Regions from separate parts of the Homo sapiens genome. Here region 2 is linked to region 1. Evidence: read pairs that join two places in POLR2A ChIA-PET (ENCODE). Cell type or tissue: Panc1. All regions are shown on one strand. Each heading gives the region's core, and the rest is flanking DNA. Links, peaks and the distances in the headings are about the cores only.

Region 1 (2,913 bases), core at 246-2,745:
TGTAGCTAGGACTCAGATCAGATACATTAAAGGATGGCCAGGCAAGAGGCAGTGACATCCTGTGTTCCCTGGGGCAGTTCCTCCCTCCTCCGCCTAAGAACCACAATCTAGGTAGACCCCCTAGAGGGGCTGGGAGGATCCACTCTTCTTTCCCTTTTTTAAGGGGAAGGGTTTGTTTTGGGAGGAGTTCTTTTGTTAGTCAGAGTGGCCCAAGGGCTCCAGAGGTAAATACAAGCACTCCACTCTCTTCAGTCTCTTTTTACATTGCCTTCCCCAGTGGGGTGCTAAGGGCTGGCCAGGGCATGCTTCCACAAGTTCCTTTGATTATTTAGAAAAAGGCTTACATAATTCAACCCGAAGGACTCTGAGAGGTGAATCGAGTGTGCAGGAATCAACTGGACAGTGGCCGAACAGGAAGTTCAAAACTTGTGAATAGCGTTGTTTTGATTAATTAACCATCTCAGTCTCCCAGGGAGGGGTCTCTAAAGACTGGGCAGTAAAAAAAGCAACAACAACAACAACAAAAAAACAACAAAAACCTCCCCAAACTGTGCAGTAATGTCTTTGCCTGCCCTGGAGGGCCCCTTGGGTAGGTTTTATATGAGCTCGGGTGTCTTGAGTGAGTCCACCATCTGGGAGGCAGGCAGTGCCAACTCAGGGGACTGCAGTGGATGGGAGACTGTGTCAGGGGTGACCCCCAGGGGACCCTGGTCCACTGGTTGGCCAACTTTGTTGTTGTCATCTCTGAGGTTGGGCTGATTGAAAGTGGCCGACAGCCGCCCCGTCCGGGAGGTGAGGGGCGCCTCTGCCCGGCCGCCCCTACTGGGAAGTGAGGAGCCCCTCTGCCCGGCCGCCACCCCGTCTGGGAGGTGTACCCAACAGCTCATTGAGAACGGGCCATGATGACAATGGCGGTTTTGTGGAATAGAAAGGGGGGAAAGGTGGGGAAAAGACTGAGAAATTGGATGGTTGCCGTGTCTGTGTAGAAAGAAGTAGACATGGGAAACTTTTCATTTTGTTCTGTACTAAGAAAAATTCTTCGGCCTTGGGATCCTGTTGATCTGTGACCTTACCCCCAACCCTGTGCTCTCTGAAACATGTGCTGTGTCCACTCAGAGTTAAATGGATTAAGGGCGGTGCAAGATGTGCTTTGTTAAACAGATGCTTGAAGGCAGCGTGCTCGTTGAGAGTCATCACCACTCCCTAATCTCAAGTACCCAGGGACACAAACACTGCGGAAGGCCGCAGGGTCCTCTGCCTAGGAAAACCAGAGACCTTTGTTCACTTGTTTATCTGCTGACCTTCCCTCCACTATTGTCCTATGACCCTGCCAAATCCCCCTCTGTGAGAAACACCCAAGAATGATCAATTAAAAAAAAAAAAAAATAACCAACCAGTAGCCCTTGGGGCTGCTCTATGGAGTAGCTTTTGTTTCTCCTCTAATAAACTTGCATTCACTTTACTCTGAAAAAAAAAAAAAAAAAAAGAAAGTGGCCCAAAGACCCAGGGTGATTAAGGTCTCTAGAAGATTCTTGCTATTCTCACTGAGTATTTTAAAACTACATTTTACTACATGGGAAACTCCTCAGAAATCATCCCAGTGTTCTTCTTTTTTCTTCTTCTTCTTTTTTTTTTTTTTGAGACTGAGTATCGCTCTTTCGCCCAGGCTGAAGTGCAGGAGCGCGATCTCGGCTCACCACAACCTTCGTCTCCCAGGTTCCAGCGATTCTCCTACCTCAGCCTCCCGAGTAGCTGGGACTACAGGTGTGTGCTACCACACCTGGCTAATTTTTGTATGTTTACAAAGATTAAATGGGGTGACAAAAATTAGATGGGATTTCACCATTTTGGCCAGGCTGGTCTCAACCTCCTGGTCTCAAGTGATCCGCCATCCTCGGCCTTCCAAAGTGCTGGGATTACAGGTGTGAGCCAATGCGCCCGGCCATCCCAGTGTTATTCTTACTGATTGCTGTGTGTGTGTGTGTGTGTTTGTGCGGGGGTGGGTGGGTGTGGGTGTGTTTTCTTTTCTTTAAAAAGTTTTTAAAATTTGAGTCAGGGTCTTGCTCTGTTGCCCGGGCTGTAGTGCAGTGGCATAATCATGGCTCATGGCAGCCTCAAACTCTTGGCCTCAAGCAATCCTCCCATCAGCCTCCCCAAATCCTGGAATTTAACAGGTTGGCCAAGAGCAGTGAGCCATTCATTGCACCTGACCGTGTGCGTGTTTGCTAAAAAGTGCAGATAACTTACTCCCTGGTTTGTTTTCTTAGTGAGCTCATATTGTCTACCTTCTAAAGACCAAAGCGTCAGGACTGCAGAGCCCCATTCTGGCTTTGGCAAACACGTGGAGTGAGACTGGTTTCCACCTGAGAAATAACCCTTCTGGTTTCCCTCCGAGCATGCTCCTCTCCTGCGCGTTACCTACGTGGTAGGGAGATGGTGTTGCACACTGCAGAGGCTCACCCCATAGAGGGAGAACTTCCTAAACTGAGCTGAGTCCTGGTGTCCCGTGAAACACTCTACAGAGGGTGCCTGGGGGTGTCTTTCTCGGAAAAGACTCCCCCAGGTAGTGAGGAAGGCAGGACCTGGCAGAGGGAGAACCCAGTGTTGCTGGAACTGAGGCCGTTTCTGCAATGAAGCTCTGGTCCCAAATTGAGACATGAGGTCTGGGCCTTTGCATCTCTGTTTCTTTTCACTTTTAATTTTATTTTTTCTTTTTTTTGAGACGGAGTCTCACTCAGTCGCCCAGGCTGGAGTGCAGTGGTGTGATCTCGGCTCACTGCAACCTCCGCCGCCCGGGTTCAAGTGATTCTCCTGCCTCAGCCTCCCGAGTAGCTGGGATTGCAGGTGCGTGCCACCACGCCGGGCTAATTTTTGTATTTTTAATAGAGATGGGGTTTCACCATGTTGGTCAGG
Region 2 (2,913 bases), core at 96-2,595, 56 kb after region 1:
AGCGCTGGTCCCTGACATTCTGTTACCTTCTGTCTTCTTGGTCAGGACAAAGAACAACCCTGACTGGCCTTGACGTTCAGGACATGCTGCCCAGGAACCTCCAGCACTACTACACCTACCATGGCTCACTCACCACGCCTCCCTGCACTGAGAACGTCCACTGGTTTGTGCTGGCAGATTTTGTCAAGCTCTCCAGGACACAGGTAATGTATGGTATCACTTTGCCGAAGTCTTCCCATTCGATTGCCTGGTTAACAAGGGTTCTCCCCAGCATCTCAACGAACGTCAACAACTAAGGGGTCCTACAGTATTTTCTGTGTGCAGGGCTACTGTGCCTCGTCTAGCCAACCTTTTTTTTTTTTTTTTTTTTGTGAGACAGAGTCTCGCTCTGTCACCTGGGCTGGAGTGCAGTGGCACGATCTCAGCTCACTGCAACCTCCGCCTCCCAGGTTCAAGCAATTCTCCTGCCTCAGCCTCCCGAGTAGCTGGGACTCCAGGAGTGTGCCACCACGCCCGGCTAGTTTTTATTTTTAGTAGGGACAGGGTTTTATTATGTTGCCCAGGCAGGTCTCAAACTCCCAGGTTCAAGCAGTCTGCCTGTCTCAGCCTCCCAAAGTGCTGGGATTACAGGTGTGAGCCACTGCACCCGGCCATCTCCTTTTCTTAAACTTTTCATTTCCTTAGAAAAAGGTGGAAAAGACCCCTGCTCAAGGACACTCACACTCCAAAATGTTGCCAGTCAGGCTAGAAGTGCCCCCAGACACCTGACAAAAGCAAATGGTAAATTATCTCTGGGAAAATGACCTTAAATCCAGACCTAGAAGAATTTTCACAAATAAAGTTACTTGAAATTAGCTCAATTAAGAAAAAAAAATACAAAACATATGAGAAAAAAAGACATTATAGATGAGAACCAGCAGAATCAGACCTACAAAGACTTCAGTTAGTGGAATTATCAGACAATTAATATGACATAAGAATGTTTAACATGTATAAAGAAATAAAAGGTTTAAATATGAGAAAAGAGCAAAAAAGTATAAAAATGGACATCCAGACTTGGGACAAAAACTCAAATAGAATTTCTAGAAATGGAAAAATAGTATCAAAAATTAATAATCCAGGCCAGTTGTGGTGTCTCATGCCTGTAATCCCAGCACTTTGGGAGGCCAAAGTGGGTGGATCACCTGAGGTCAGGAGTTTGAGATCAGCCTGGCCAACATGGTGGAACCCCGTCTCTACTAAAAGTACAAAAAATTAGCCAGTCGTGGTGGTGGGGCGCTTGTAATCCCAGCTACCCCAGAGGCTGAGGTGGAAGAATCACTTGAACCTGGGACGTGGAGGTTGCAGTGAGCCAAGATTGCACTACTGCACTCCAGCCTGGGCAACAGAGCAAAACCCTGTCTCAAAAAAAAAAAAAGTTTGCTGGGCACGGTGGCTCAAGCCTGTAATCCCAGCACTTTGGGACGCCAAAGCGGGTGGATCACGAGGTCAGGGGTTCGAGACCAGCCTGGCCAACATGGTGAAACCCTGTCTCTACTAAAGATACAAAAAATTAGCCGGGCATAGTGGTGTGAACCTATAATCCCAGCCACTCAGGAGGCTGAGGCAGGAGAATCGCTTGAACCCAGGAGGCGGATGTTGCAGTGAGCTGAGATCATGCCATTGCACTCCAGCCTGGGCAACAGGGCAAGACTCCATCTCAAAAAAACAAAAACAAAAACCCAATGAATGGGTTTAACGCATGTTAGATACAGTTTGAGAGAGAATTAGTAAATTGGAGACAGCCAATAACATTATCTAGAATGCAGCACAGAGAAAAGGAGATGGAACTATGAAAAGAAGTGAAGAGACATTGTGTACTGGAAAGGTCTAGTAAATGTCTAATCAAAATCCTAGAAGGAGAAGAGAGGCAGAGTAGGGAAGAGGCATGATTTGACAAAATATTGGCTGACAATTTTCAGGAAGAGATACCAAGTCATATATTCAAGAATGCCAATTAGTTTCTCTCTCTGTCTCTCTCTCTCTCTGGGTGTGTAGATATGTGTGTGTGTGTATACACAACATCCTGCAGTAAACGCATCACATTGAAATCATCAAAGACAAAGAAACTATTTAAAAATTAGCCAGAAAGAAAAGACAGATTATCATGAAAAGAGTATTATTAGACAGAGAGTTGATTTAACAGCCACAGTGAAAGTCAGAAGGGAGTGGAAACATAATTTCAAAGTGCCGAGGGAAAAAAAATAGCCAATATAGAATTGTATGTGCAGCAAAGATGCCTTTCAAGGATATAGACAAAATACAGACATTTTCAGGTCAGGTGAGGTGGTTCATACCTGTAATTCCAGCACTATGGGAGGCTGAGTGGGCGAATGGCCTGAGGAGTTTGAGACCAGCCTGGCCCACATGGTGAAACCCCATCTCTACTAAAAATATAAAAATTATCTGGGTGTGTGGGTGGGTGCCTGTAGTCCCAGCTAGTCAGGAGGCTGAGGCAGGAGAGAATAACTTGAACCCGGGAGGTGGAGGTTGCAGTGAGCCGCAATCGCGTCACTGCACTCCAGCCTGGCGACAGAGCGAGACTCTGGTCTCAAAAAAAAAAAAAAAAAAAAAAGAGAAAAACCTGACATTTTCAGAAAAACAAAAATTGAGTTTGCCACTTGATATATTTCTGCTTCTTCTTTCTCTCCTTTCTACTACTGGACAAATACTCATATAAAAAGCTGAAAAGAGAGCTTGTGTGCAGATACCTGTTGGAAGAATGCACGGATAGATTAGTTCTGGAATAATGCCTGAGACACAGCACCCAGAACCTCCCCTGGACTTGAGATCTTCTTACAGTCACTTCATCAGGGTTATATAAATCCAAACTCTAGCCCAGTTGTTAATTCTTTTTTATTTTTTATTTTTTTT

The links. Peaks named below come from ENCODE experiments on the same cell type or tissue, not always from the same donor. Only the 100,000 strongest peaks of a DNase experiment are listed, where the experiment ranks them.
Region 2: POLR2A ChIA-PET joins it to region 1 with 12 read pairs; 13 of 35 experiments call an interaction of 5 or more read pairs at or near these places.

Annotation. Positions count from the first base shown.
Region 1 is chr1:8,911,400-8,914,312 of GRCh38, forward strand. The region is part of intron 1 of LINC03153 (long intergenic non-protein coding RNA 3153); the gene reads right to left. Among named protein-coding and RNA genes, the nearest start is that of LINC03153, 14 kb to the right of the region's middle. In Panc1, for the core only: no CTCF peak of the experiment used is centred there; no DNase peak of the experiment used is centred there; H3K27ac peaks cover 450 bases.
Region 2 is chr1:8,967,614-8,970,526 of GRCh38, forward strand. CA6 (carbonic anhydrase 6) reads left to right here. Exons shown (of 8, transcript NM_001215.4): 6 at 46-203. Among named protein-coding and RNA genes, the nearest start is that of CA6, 23 kb to the left of the region's middle. In Panc1, for the core only: no CTCF peak of the experiment used is centred there; no DNase peak of the experiment used is centred there.